2 separate regions of the Homo sapiens genome follow, and region 2 is linked to region 1. A link is a contact called in ENCODE Hi-C or POLR2A ChIA-PET data. All regions are on one chromosome and are shown on one strand. Each heading gives the region's core, a stretch centred on a gene start or an enhancer-like site at or near the end of the contact. The rest is flanking DNA. Distances are from core to core; before and after follow the strand shown.

Region 1 (7,057 bases), core at 2,245-4,744:
GTCTCTACTAAAGATAAAAAAATTAGCCGGGCGTAGTGGCGTGCGCCTGTAATCCCAGCTACTTGGGAGGCTGAGGCAGGAGAATCCCTTGAACCTAGGAGGCGGAGGTTGCAGTGAGCCGAGATCACGCCATTGCACTCCAGCCTGGGTGACAGAGCAAGACTCCATCTCAAAAAAAAAAAAAAAAAAAAAAAAATTATCTTAAATGTTTAGTATTAGAGGAAAAGGCTGAGAAATGTTAGTTGTTCTGGATGACTCCAGAGAGTCAAACTATTTAGAAGCTACAAGGGTGCAAATCTTAGTGAGCTCTATAACAAGTTAGAGTAGATTGGCTAGATGGTGAGTATCTTCTCTCTAGAGATGCTTAAGAAGAGAGACTAGATCTGTCACCAGGCAGGTAACATAAAGAAAGAAAACTGGATGGTGGCTGTGCTGAACTTAAGCCCTGACTAAAGGAGTCATCTACTCTTCAGGTCCAGCTGGTTGTTGCCACATGGAAGGATGGTCCTAACATTGCTTGATAACCCAGCTTTTCAAGAGAAGAAAGAAATTGAGACCTTTATGTGAAAATTTCCAATATGAGAGACACCACAGGCCAAAAAAAATATTTGCAAGCTGGATTCAGCCCATGGGCTACTAGTTTTTGCCTACTGCTCTACAGGAAGTTCCTGCATTGGAAGTTTGCCCAAAATTATTTATAATGTCCCTCAAGATTCTATATTTCTCAGTTTTAAGGCCTCCCTTAAAGCCTCCATTTTACCTGACTTTTGTTTAAATGTTATGTTAGGTTGTTGCAGAACCTGTACAGACCTGAAGGAGACAGTATGGTGTTATACAGCATCTTGAGCTGCTGCCATGTTTCACTGAGACAGCTTTGTTAGGAGCACTGTGTAGCTTCAGTAGGAAGAGGATCTTTTTAAACAGTGTTTTTAAAACTGGGTCATTTATTGTTTGTTCACGGTATTCTTTCTGGTTTGAGTCATAGAGACTGGCCTTGGTAATCTCTGCACATTTCCCAATACTGCCCTCTCTTATGAGAGTTCTGGCTTTATTTGAAACTGCTGCTGTGTCAGAGAGGGTTGTTTCCTTGAAGGGGGAAACCCTTAGCAAGGTGCCTCATGATATCTGACTCCATATTCACTCACATGCTGAACTGGTACGTAATAGCCCAGTACCATCTTAGGTCTTTGGTTTAGAAAACTAAATCGTTTTTACCAGAGTCGGAATTATTGTGTGATGTGATTCCTGGAGTCCACTTTTCCACTTCTGTATTTGTATTTGTAGGGTGTTAGAACACCAACCTTACAGCTCTCTGCGATGCAAGAAGGAGACTACACTTACCAGCTCACAGTGACTGACACAATAGGACAGCAGGCCACTGCTCAAGTGACTGTTATTGTGCAACCTGGTAAGCTCCAGCCTTGTGGTTCAGGCTCTTCTATTGGTGGGTCCATTTAACCTTGGGGGAAAAGAGTGTTGGGTTCTGAGCTGTATGAGGGTAGAAGCAGAAGGCACCGATCCATAGAGCCTCTGGTGACTTCTATTGTTCCTTCCCCTTGTGCTTTCTTCATAGCTAGAGATGAAGGATACTTCCCAGCCTCAGCTTGTGCCCTTCCCTTGGCTTGTTGTTGGTACCTTCAAAGAGACCTAGGAAATAGAGTTTATGCCATCCCAAATCCTAAAAAGTAATTGCGGTTTTTGCCATTCCTTTCAATAGCAATTACTTTTGCACCAACCCAATACCACGTCCTTGAAGGGCCTGCTTAAAACTGACTTCCTCAGGACAGCCCTGTCTTGTCACTCAAATCCTTTCATTTGAACTCCCTTAGCATTAGAGTTCAAGTTTAGTATGGCATTATAACTTCATTATGTTCTATGTTTCTGTCAGAATTGCTTGATATGTTTCAGCCTTATATTCTTTATTGTGTGCTCCCTGACGGTAACCACATCTCCCACAGTATCTGACAGTTCTGTGGCCTGAGAGGCAGAGTCCATGGCTTCCAGAACATGTGTCCCAATTGGTTCCTCTCCTTTCCCACCTGGACTGGCTGCTTTTGACCTCTAACTCTTTGTCTTCCAGAAAACAATAAGCCTCCTCAGGCAGATGCAGGCCCAGATAAAGAGCTGACCCTTCCTGTGGATAGCACAACCCTGGATGGCAGCAAGAGCTCAGATGATCAGAAAATTATCTCATATCTCTGGGAAAAAACACAGTGAGTATTGACACAAAATCCTTATTTTTGCAAAGCCTCCAGACCTTGGAAGAGCAAGGTTTTATTTGCTATTATGAGTTGAGTTGCTCTTATTGGCTTATCCAGTGGGGTGACTGAGGAAGAAATGTTTGCAATTCCAAACTTCAACTCCAAGAAAATGATATTATAATCATAATTTTTGTAAGAAAAAAAGAATGCTTGCCATCAACTAGTCCCCAGGTAGTACTGTGTGATCCTGGTGCTTTTTCAGGTACAATCCATCTGCTGAAATGCAGAGTTTAATTACACTTGAGAGGCAGGATGGAAGGGGTAATGGAGCAGAAAAATACTGTTGCTCAGAATTAACTGGGTAAGGCTGGCACGGGGGATGGGGCAGAGCAGCTATTAAGAGAAATTGAAAATACATCCATAAAATGAAAGCATTACTCTGTTATTGTTTTCTTGAAGACACCATTTACCAATTAAGTTAGCCAGAGGCCAAAGGCGGTAATCAAAATAATTCTAATTACATAGAAATTACCTAACTGAACCATTCTTAGTTCCTGTAGTTTCTTTTAGCTCCTTTAAAGCATAACTAATGCAACTGAAATTATATGCAGGATCCCACAAGTAGCAAAAGAATTCTAAGAAGAGTTAAAAGTATTCTCTGTTTCCAAAGGTAGCAACCATAGGACAGCCTGGGTTTTTTTTTGTATTGTGTTTGTTTGTTTGTTTGTTTGTTTGTTTGTTTGACAAAGGCATTGGAGATGGGTGGAAAAGAACTTTAATTTGACTATACAAATGACTTGCTTTTGAGATTGCTGAGTTGGAATCTAGAAATTATTTCCCTCAGCTCTTGTTTTTATCTTTTGTAGAACATAATCTTACCCAGCCCAGGGTGTTTTTAATTATAATTGTTTATTGAAGATATGGCTGATAGACCTTTTAGCTGAGTTTTATTAGTGTTTACAGCAGAGATAATGCTTAGCATAGCTTCTTGAAGGAGACTGTGCTTCAGGAGGAGCTACCAGGATCAGAGGCTGTAACTTTAAAAGGCAAAACAAAGTAAATCCTGGATGTCTGCAGATTTCTCTGGCTTTCCTGTAGTTAAAAGCTCTGGGGCATTTTGATCCTTGAGCAGAGGGCTCTCTGGCTGTGTGCAGCCTGAATGTTGGCACAGAGCTCCCTTGGCTGCTGCAGGCAAGTCTCTGAGGCCACAAGGGGGAAGAAGGGTTGTAGGGTGTCCTAGGTGCTTGATGGCCCCTGTCCAGGAGCTGGAGGGAACTTTGCTTATAGAGTTGCTACAAACAAGATGATTTTGTCCTGAGAGTTCCTCTGCAGTCTTGCCCCATTTCCTTTTCTTTCATCAGGAAGGATTTGGGCACGTGATTAAGAAATGCATTTTGCTTCCTTGCTGGCAAGAGCCAAACCAACTACTGGGCCAGAAATGCTTTTTAGAAACATCACTCTTAAATCATTCTTTTGATCAGAGACTTGCTCAGAGAACTTTCTTCCTTTTACAAACTAGAATGGTAAAGCGTTCAAGTGTTCTAGAAGCTCATATAAAGGATAAGGCTAGAGGTGTTTGAAAGCTATTTGAATTTTCTGACCAGCAGGCAGCCTGTATTTTGAGGCCAAATGACACTTTGTCCAATTGAAATATTTTTAAACATGTCTTGTCAAGGTCTGGGTAACAGTAGTTCGTGTCTTTGCTGAGGGAGTCATTGTCTCCTCCTGCTAAGTTAGGGACAGGACAGCAGCAGACAGGTACAACTCTACCCTCTAGTTTCTTTTTTTGCAGGGGACCTGATGGGGTGCAGCTCGAGAATGCTAACAGCAGTGTTGCTACTGTGACTGGGCTGCAAGTGGGGACCTATGTGTTCACCTTGACTGTCAAAGATGAGAGGAACCTGCAAAGCCAGAGCTCTGTGAATGTCATTGTCAAAGAAGGTACCTCTCTGCCTCCAGTTTGTGTAGCAGCCTCTTAGGGTCAGATAGCTGAAGAATTTATCCTGTCATGTTTGCCTGCAGAAATTGATTAGAGATAGCAAGAGGTGGGTAAGAGGGTTGGGGTGAGGGCAATTGTTATTTTCTTTTCTAAAACAGCCTTTAATTGGACTGTAAGGTGAATTTTAACTTCCCTCCCTCCTCCTGCTTACATCTTCCCTTCCCTCTCATCCCCTTACTTTCTTTTCAGTCCTCCCTCCTTCCCTCCTTACTTTATTTCTCAGTTGAATAGGGAAAGAATTAAGGGTTCTATTCTTTGCATTTTTATTTTGCCCCTCTGCATTGCTGAGACCTGGGCCGTGACTCCTGTTAGCTACAGTGACACCTGCTGTCAGGCTTGAGAATGACGGCCGCACTACAGCTGACTATGCTTGCCCTGAGCCTTTGAGCTGAGGCCAGCCAGAGGCCTTGCTCTAGTTTACAGGCACAGTGACCAGTGAGAGCTGTGGGAGAGGGCCTTAAGTTGAGGGCCTTAAGTTGATAGCAGGAAAAACCATCAGATATGCAGACCTCCAGACATAAGATACCAAGCTGAGTAAATACTGCACAGACATCTGAATATACAGAGCTTCACGTGGGGCTCCGAATAAGAGAGGTAGCTCTTTGTTTTCTCTTGTGAAGTTCCAAGGAAGGGGTCCAAAAAGATATTCAGAGAATAACATTTTAAGATATTTTGAAGGAGAATTTGCAAGATCAGCTAGGTGAAACCTAAACTCCAAGGTTTTAAGCCAGTTTGGGCCGTTATTTCTGATCATCACATACCTCCAAAGCAGAGAAATGGATTCCATTTGGGAAGGCTGCTGGGAGAATATGAGAGGAAAGCACACTCGTCCCCTCTGTTGTACAGTGTTAGGAGAACATTTCTCTGGGTAGGACTGGAACCTCAGGACTGCAGCGCTGGTAGCTTTCATCTACACTGTTGGTTGGTGGCAGGGACAGGCACTTAAAAAGGTTCTCCAGTTAAGGTACTCTTGATGTTTTAATTTCCCCATAAGCATCATGAAGAAACATTTCTTCTTTTCCAGAATGTCACATTATGTCAATGATTTCTTTTTGATTAGAAATAAACAAACCACCTATAGCCAAGATAACTGGGAATGTGGTGATTACCCTACCCACGAGCACAGCAGAGCTGGATGGCTCTAAGTCCTCAGATGACAAGGGAATAGTCAGCTACCTCTGGACTCGAGATGAGGGGAGCCCAGCAGCAGGGGTAAGTGTGCTAGGAGCTGGAGAGCTACACAGGAGTGGGGAGGAGGAGGAGCCACGCGTTCCAGTATATGCTTTAATCAAGTGGTCCCTTATATCAAACCCAGATTGTTCTCTGAAATCCAGGGAGGTGAAGTGACTTGCTTAGGGTCATTCTGTAAGCTAGTATAGCACAGAATGGGTTTCCCTTCCCTGATCCTAGCAGTTGTAGGCTGCAATGCTGTTCCGTATCAGGAACTGCCCAAGGTTGAAACAGTTCAGCCCTGAAGGGCCTAGTTATGGTGAAAGCAGCAACTGACTCCAGGAAAGGAATGGCATTTTGTTCTGTAACATAGCCATGTTGTTCAACCCTACAGGAGGTGTTAAATCACTCTGACCATCACCCTATCCTTTTTCTTTCAAACCTGGTTGAGGGAACCTACACTTTTCACCTGAAAGTGACCGATGCAAAGGGTGAGAGTGACACAGACCGGACCACTGTGGAGGTGAAACCTGGTGAGTTCATTTAGTGATGAGGCTGAGTAGAATTGCTGAATCAGCCAATCAAGGCCTCTATCCTGAGATCCCCTTCCCCGAGCATGGACAGAGCCAGATGGCATGTCCAGCTTTAAAAATAATCGAGAAACCCCAAGCTGAAAAATCCATAGAGACCGTCTGTTCCAATAATACCTCCTACCCATGCAGAAATACAGACCTCCCCCTATTCATCTCAGATGGAGAAACAAACTCAGAGAGGGCAGGACTTGCTCAGTGTCACACAGCAGTTGTGTCAGAGCCAGGCCTTTGTGCTCGTAGTCCAGCACTTTCTCCTCTCCTCGTGACTGATGAGAGAGGGCTCAGAGTGCTTGGGAATCTGAGCATGGGAATAGCTTGAGTCATGATGTCTCATCAGCATCCAGATGCAGAAAACAATTTATTTTTATAAGTTGAGCCTCAGGCCTTGTCTGATAATCCAGGGAAGGTAAAGTAATAGTGCTCTTTACATTTTTCAGCTTTGCAGAAATAAAAATTTTCTTCTTAAATAGAACCATGTTTTTATTTTGCTTTGAGATTAATATGGTGATAGGGAGGCACTGAGTATGGAGGTGGGATAGAGCTGTATAAATTCCTGAGCTTCTGATGAAATGGTATTAACTTTAAACCTACTCTTTATTATCTAGGCCAACCTCATATATGGATGTTTTGGACAGGAAGGGATCTTGGGAGGTCTTCCAGTCCTTGTCCTGCCTCTAGGAAGGACAGTAGCTGAGACACTATAAAATCTCTTTGGTGTTTAAAGTCAGATCACAGATAGTCTACTAATTATGCAAATTATACATCAGAACAGGCAAGTGGTGCATTCAAGTATGTAAATAAGGCATTCCAAACAATCAGTTTGAAATTCCAAATGTAGAACATCTTTAGGACATATTCAAAAGTAAAACATGATAGCCTCACCGTTTTAGAGTTATACAAAGATAGTGCAGCTGTGATGTGGCTCTAAGGAAATCCTTGTGTCTTGGCTGACTGGATTTTCTTTTGTTAACTGTATTTAAACCTGGAGGGACGGATGCATTCCCATTATTGAGGAGGTTGTTGAGATGGACACTTTTCCTCCCATTGTTGTGCACAAAATACAGCGAGGCACTGAAAATCAGATGTGAGTCAGG
Region 2 (7,057 bases), core at 2,762-5,261, 47 kb before region 1:
CCATAGTTTCTGACTCGGTAGGTCTGGAGTATGTTCTGAGAATTTGCATTTCCAGAAAGTTCCTGGAGTGTGCCAATGCTGCTGCCCAGGGACCAGAACCACTGCCTTATAGGGCAGGAAGGTTAGAATACTGAGCACAGAGTACAGTATTAGTCTTAAGCAGGATACTTCCTTCATTGTGACAGAGAGAAAGGATTGGGTAGGACACAGCTAGGGTGGGTTTATATACTGGGTAGAAGGAAATTGTTGTAGTTCTCATCTCTTTCTTGTTTTTTCTTAAGTGTGATAGATCATTTATGGATAGTAGAAACAGAGGTAGAGGTAGATGGGATTGGGGGGAGTGGGTAATAGACAGGAAAATCAGAGGTTTAGAGAGTGGGGTAAAGGTCTAAAATAGCCATCGTGAAGGATAGAAGATGGCAAACTAGGTAAGAAAATAGAAATATTGCTGGGTAGCCTTGAAGATGGAGATCATGCATTTATAACAGTGGTACTGATCTTTAAGTTGTGTGATTCTCCTCAGTAGCTCTCAGCAACTCTGTCAAGAAAAGCCTGATAATTTGATTCATCCAAGATAGGAACTTTGCTAGGTAGTTTGTACAGAAGGAAAATGAGGTATGGAAATCGAGGTTGTTGTAAAAAGAGTGATGAGAGATAGTATGAGAAAGTATAAAAAGAGGCAAAGATAGCAAGGCGCTACAGAAGTAGACAAGTTTGGCATTTAGTGGTTACCATGATGGGAAGCAGATGTCAGAGGAATGGGTAATTGTGAGTGCTGGAAGGATAGGAGGCGGTGGTCAGAGTATGTAATATTTGAATTTAAGATTTTGGAGGTGGTAAAGTTCTGATGGCAGAATCTAGGGTGAGCTGTGGAAGAGGGTTGCTGGGGTAGAGTGGAGAAGAAGTTTATTGGAGGCAAGGAGCTCAAAGAACCCAGCAAGCTCAAAGAACGTGTTAAATGAGTTACCCATGTGGACACTGAGGTAGTCTTTAATGATGGTGATGGTGATGATGATGATGATGATGATGATGATGATGATGATGACAGCAGCAATAACTGATGTTTACTGAGCATTTACTATATGCCAGGTACCATTCAGAACCCTTTACGTGTATTAACTCTTAATCTATACAGCAAATCTTGTGAATTACTATTACTGTTCCTGTTTTTTTTTTCTTTTTTTTTTTTTCTTGAGACAGAGTCTCACTGTGTCACCAGGCTGGAGTGCAGTGGTGCGATCTTGGCTCACTGCAACCTCTGCCTCTGGGTTCAAGTGATTTTACTACCTCAGCCTCCAGAGTAGCTGGTACCACAGGGGTGTGGCACACCCAGCGACTTTTTTTGTATTTTTAGTAGAGATGGCATTTCACCATGTTGGCCAGGGTGGTCTCGATCTCCTGACCTCGTGATCCGCCTGCCTCTGCCTCCCAAAGTGCTGGGACTACAGGCATGAGTCACTGTGCCTGCCCGTTCCTGTTTTATAAATGAGGAAACTCAGGCAACACAGCTAGGTATGTGGTACAACCAAGACTTGAACCTAAGCAGGCTGATTCTGTACGGACTCAGTCCTCTTTTTTTTTTTTTTTTGAGATGGAATTTTGCTCTTATTGCCCAGGCTAGAGTGCAATGGTGCGATCTTGGCTCACTGCAACCTCCACCTCCCGGGTTCAAGCAATTCGTCTGCCTCAGCCTCCCGAGTAGCTGGGACTACAGGCATGAGCCATCACGCCCAGCTAATTTTTTGTATTTTTAGTAGAGACAGGGTTTCTCCATGTTGGTCAGGCTGGTTTCAAACTCCTGACCTCAGGTGATCTGCCTGCCTCGGCCTCCCAAAGTGCTGGTATTACAGGCGTGAGCCACCACGCCTGGCCTGTCCTCTTACTGGCCTGTCCTTTCTTACTGTTCAGGTAGGACTTGGGATGAGGAGGACTTTTGAAAGCCAGATGTCAAAGTCACCAGTAAAATAGGAAGAGTGACGAGTAAATTGGGAGATGATAGCTGCAATGAGAGTTGAAGTGGCAGCAAGATGGCAAAGGAGAAGAGGTTTTCACAGGGAGGTAGAAGAATAATGGTTTGCAGAGGACATTGGGAAGCAGCAGCAAAGAAAATACCTCCAGCATACTATAGGATAATTATGGCCCGTGAAATTAGAAATGGATAAGTTAGAAAAATGGTAGATTTAGATCTGACAGTCTCCTGGAGGATGGTGAAAATTCAAACTTGGGTCTTACAGAATTCAGGTGTATGCTGGAAGGAAGATCCTGAGGATGTGTTGGCTATAGAGAATTCTTTCTTCTAGTTTACCATTAGTGGGCAGTGGCAAGAAATTGCTGCTGGTGAGTAGGATTTCAAGACCTTTGTGGTCTAATGTGGAGAGTGGATAGACATGAGGGGAGGAATATTGAATTTGAACTATGAACCCCAGGACTGGGAGTGGGCTTTTGCTGCATGCAGTGTTGCACGGAGGCATTACAAAGCTTGGCATTACATATTGAGAACTGCAAGTATTGCTAAAAAAAAAAAAATGGGGCAAAGTGAAATCTTCAGATCCAGATAAGTTATATTTGACCTTATATATCATGCTTAGGAGCTAGCTTCTTACCCTGAAGGCCATGTATAGCTCTGGAAAGGTGGTAAGATTGCCTTGTGCATTGAGAATTGCCTTGGCATTTCTTTTGGGAGAGAACTTGGGAGTTCAAACTTCTGCTTAATGCACTAGGGAAGGGAAGAGAAAAGTATGCACTGCAGATCTCATTCTAATTAGGGATGACTGGCGAGCAGCACCAGTTTCTAGTTTGTGCTGTTTTCACTAAGGTAGGTCAAGCAACTCTGCATCCAAAGTGGAGAGAAATTGTATCATAAATTGCTTTTGTCTTGCCTGCCTGCAGAGCTGCAAAGGCATTTGGATTGTCAGTCTGCATTTTTCACTCTTTTGGAAATATACATATATTGAATCCAAAGGCAGATATTGTGGACCTTTTGCAATTCCAAAAGTAGAAAGGAATGTCATCAATATATTCCCGTTTCTCAACTTAAAGAGGGTGAAGCCTGTCCTGCTTAGTTTAAGTATTGCACCCTTTCTGTACCATGAACCTCTGAATTGTTGGCAGGAGGAGCACAGAGGCTTGTTGATTGGGTCCTGGAACGTGTACAGTATAAGCAGTTCAGCCAATTAATTGTGTACATTATAAGAATGTGTACAGCTTAAGCAGTTCTGACAATTAATTGCTGCCAATCCTGCTATGTGCCAGAGAAAAAAGTGCTTTATTTGAGCGCAGGAAATGAAAGTCCACTTAGGTATCCCTGCATGTAAGGTTTGACTGTAGGAAGACTGAAGTGTTGTTCTCTCTAACAGCATCGTCTCCCTGTTTCCAGTCAATAATCACACACGGCATTTTGACCCTTAGCAAGCCAGTGGCTTTCTGTGGAACAAATAAATGACTTAGAGGATAAATGAGCCAAGCACCCAGATAGCCATCTGCTGCCTTCTTTTTCTGAGAACTCTTGTGCTGGCTCCATGTAAAGCCTGAGCTTACCTCTTATCAGAAGATAGAGGTGTGGGGTGTGGGCAGCCACAGAGGGATAATCTTACGTAACTGATGACAGAAACCTAAGCAGTGCTGTTTCCCTTCATGTTTTGTTGTTGTTGTTTTGGGTTTGTTTTTCAGGGTTTTTTTTTTTTTTTACTTGTTTTTACTTGTTTGCTTGTTTTTGTTGTGTTAGTTCTTGGACCACAACACCCTTTCCTTATTTTTTTTTCCCTTCATAGCTACCCATTTTCTCCTCTAATCTAATAGTTCTGGTTCTTTAATCTACTTATCTAGTTTTTAGTATGTGCAGTGAGTTTGAAATTGCGTTTATTGGCTCCTTTGTAAGCTAATTTATTGTCTTAATTCATTGAGGCTGCTGTAACAATACCATAAACTGGGTGGTTTATAAACAACAGAAATTTATTTCTCACTGTTCTGGAGGCTGGGAAATCCCAGCTGAAGGTGCTGGCTGATTTGGTGTCTAGTGAGGGGCCAGTCTGCATAGACACTGCATTCTAGCTATGTTCTCACACGGTGGAAGAGGAAGACAAACTCTCTCTGGTCCGTTTTCTAAGAGCACTAATCCCATTCACAAGGGCTCCAACTTCATGACCTAATTACCTTCCAAAGGCCCTACCTCCTAATACCATCACTTTGGGGGTTAGCTAGATTTCAACATACGAATTTTGGGAGAACACAAACATTCAGTCTGTAGCACCTACGAAGCAAGAGTTGATGGGGATTTTGGTGTGGGTCCCTTAACAACTCCTTACTAACTGGCAGAACTTGACCATCTCTTGTTAACACCACAGGTGTCATCCCTCTCTTTCCTATTTAGTGGATGGTCTTAGTTTCTCTAAGGAGACTCTCAGAAGACTAACTTTTAATTAATTTCTATAAAGATAAACCCTGCCATATTCTCCAGTCTCAGCTTTAGTTGCTGAGAATTGGGATGTGGTGTGTCATTAGACCCCACTAATGCAGGAAGAAGACCCGACTAATGCCACTGCAGGAAGACATTCCTTTCCATTGGTAGGATTTTTATTAATGACAGTGGTGGGTTTTTATTTCAATACCATTGTGTCTCAAATCAAAATGTATTGAAAGCTGAATTTTTATAAACTGTTGTTTAATATTAAGTAGAAACTAGGATAGCATGTTCCTTACCAAGGAGGACCCCTATATGGATTGTGATTATGTAACCAGGTAAGTGTGAACATCCTGTGTGTGGCGTTACAGACTCCTACTCAAAATGGAATAGATAGTGATGAGAGTTTTCTTTTGTTATCTTTAATTATGACATTAATTGCTGGGCCTGGCTTACTTGATTTGGAGAGGGTAGCCTCAGAGTGGAGGCAGGGAGGAAGGGAGAAGGAAGAAGAGAAGAGAATTGGAGAGATGGAGAAAGAGAATATGAATTGAAACCTTTCATCATTATGAATAAGAATTCTTGAAGAAGAAACAGGTTTGTTCAGAATTGGTTTAGTTTTTATTATTTCTATCCAGTGCCAGAAAAAATTGCTCAAGGAAATTCCATCCAACCCTTTATTATCCCCTAAAAATTTTTAGTATTACTTCATAGTTTCTTTTTTTTTTTTCCCGAGATGGGAGTTTCGCACTTATTTCCCAGGCTGGAGTGTAGTGGTGCAATCTCGGCTCACTTCAACCTCCGCCTCCTGGGTTCTAGTGATTCTCCTGCCTCAGCCTCCCAAGTAGCTGGGATTACAGGCACCCATCATCATACCCAGCTAATTTTTTGTATTTTTGTAGCGACAGGGTTTCATCACGTTGGCCAGGCTGGTCTCGAACTCCTGACCTCAGGTGATCCACCTGCCTTGGCCTCCCAAAGTGCTGGGATTACAGGCGTGAGCCACTGCGCCCAGCCTACTTCATAGTTTCTCAAATAAAATAATTTGTTCCATGTCTCCTGTTTCTGTTTCCTTAAAAATACAGTACATAAATTTTTGAAAATGATAAACAAGGTTTTCTTTAAAACAAATTATTTTAATAAATGAAAATCTGTCTGCCTAACTTTAAAATAGTCACACTGTTCTTCTACTTCTGGGAATCTGTCTAAAGCAATAGTTTCTAAATAAAACTTTGCACACAATGGTGAGATGATACTTATTTTATGAAAAAAATGAAAGCAGTCTGTCTAATGAGGGGAAAATGGACATTGTGCAATCGTTATAAATACGCTTTTGGGTGCATGAATGGCTCTTTTGTTACTCCTTTCTCCTTTCCATTCCACCCACATGGAATACTTGTTCTTCTGTGGGTGCCATACTTTTAGAAAGCAGCTTTTTTGAAGTATAATTGTCATATCATAAACTGTACATGTTTAAAGTGTACAATTTGGTTAGTTTATTTATATCTATCTCTATGTCTATAAAACCATCACCATAAAAAGATAACGAATATATGTATCAACTCTAAAATTTCTTCTGCCGCTTTGTAATCTGTCCCTCTCACCCCCTCTAGAAAATTGATCTGCTTTTAGTCATTATAGATTTTCTGTAATTTTTAAATAAATTGAATCATACATTACATACGTATTCTTTTTAACGACTTTATTGAGGTATAATTTATATAAGGAAACATTCCTTTTAAGCATACAATTCAGTGGTTTTAGTAAATGCATAGAGTTGTAAATCATTATTACAATCCAGTTTGATAACATTTCATCTTTTTTTTTTTTGTCTTTTTCCTGCCGTACAGTTTGATAACATTTCTATCACCCCCCCAAAACTTCCCTTGTCCCCATTTATCCAAAAGTTCCTGTGTGCCATCCCTATTCCCACCCCCAGTCCTAGGCATCCATTGATCTGCTGTCTCTATAAATTTGCATTTTCTAGACTTTGCATTAATATGGAATCATGGAATATGTAGTCTTTTGTGTTTAGGTTCTTCTACTTAGCGTAATGTTTTTATGTCCATTCATGTCATAACATATGCCAGTAGCTGCTTTTTTTTTTTTTTTTTTTTTTTGGAGACACAATCTCACTCTGTTGCTCAGGCTGGAGTGCAGTGGCACTATTTCTGCTCTCCGCAGCCTCGACCTCCAGGGTTCAAGTGATTCTTGTGCCTCAGCTTCCCAAGTAGCTGGGAATACAGGCATGTGCCACCACGCCCAGCTAATTTTTGTATTTTTTAAAGTAGAGACGGGTTTTCACCATGTTGGCCAGGCTGGTCTCAAACTCCTGACCTCAGGTGATCTGCCCACCTTGGCCTCCCAAAGTGGTGGGATTACAGACATGAGCCACTGTACCCAGCACCTAGTAGCTGGCTTTTGAAAATTCCTAAGTAGTATTCCATTGTATAGATATAATTTGTTTATCCATTTACCTGTTAATGGATATTGGATTGCTTCCAGATTTTGGTTATTACAGATTAAGACGCTAGGAACATTTGTGTACAAGTCTTTGTATAGCATATATTTTAATTTCTCCTGGGTAAATATGTGGGAGTGGAATAGCTGGATTACATTGTATGTTTTATTTTATTTTTTATTTTTTTGAGACGGAGT

Evidence for each region. Hi-C counts contacts between places; a loop is a spot of excess contacts on that map. ChIA-PET counts read pairs that join two places held with the same protein, here RNA polymerase II (POLR2A). Pooled maps may share reads with other maps.
Region 2: a pooled map shows a loop between it and region 1 (3-fold over the local background). The contact joins two enhancer-like sites. A Hi-C loop is called at or near these places in 11 of 168 maps with a recorded cell type or tissue (CD4-positive, alpha-beta T cell, CD4-positive, alpha-beta memory T cell, CD8-positive, alpha-beta T cell and 5 more), 25 of 37 single-sample maps with no recorded cell type and 18 of 50 pooled maps. POLR2A ChIA-PET finds 5 or more read pairs at or near these places in 15 of 52 experiments (CD4-positive, alpha-beta T cell, CD4-positive, alpha-beta memory T cell, CD8-positive, alpha-beta memory T cell and 11 more).

Annotation. Positions count from the first base shown.
Region 1 is chr1:35,448,713-35,455,769 of GRCh38, reverse strand. It overlaps KIAA0319L (KIAA0319 like), which reads left to right. Exons shown (of 21, transcript NM_024874.5): 11 at 1,285-1,408; 12 at 2,081-2,213; 13 at 3,994-4,142; 14 at 5,261-5,412; 15 at 5,765-5,903. Among named protein-coding and RNA genes, the nearest start is that of ZMYM4-AS1, 86 kb to the right of the region's middle. RefSeq lists a silencer at 4,491-4,670. Within about 2 kb of position 3,494, at least 17 of the 41 ENCODE cell types and tissues checked have a DNase peak (open chromatin) inside an H3K27ac peak, as active enhancers do; they include CD4-positive, alpha-beta T cell, where a contact is called at or near this core.
Region 2 is chr1:35,496,410-35,503,466 of GRCh38, reverse strand. The region is part of intron 3 of KIAA0319L (KIAA0319 like); the gene reads left to right. Among named protein-coding and RNA genes, the nearest start is that of KIAA0319L, 57 kb to the left of the region's middle. RefSeq lists an enhancer at 3,345-3,639. Within about 2 kb of position 4,011, at least 2 of the 41 ENCODE cell types and tissues checked have a DNase peak (open chromatin) inside an H3K27ac peak, as active enhancers do; they include CD4-positive, alpha-beta T cell, where a contact is called at or near this core.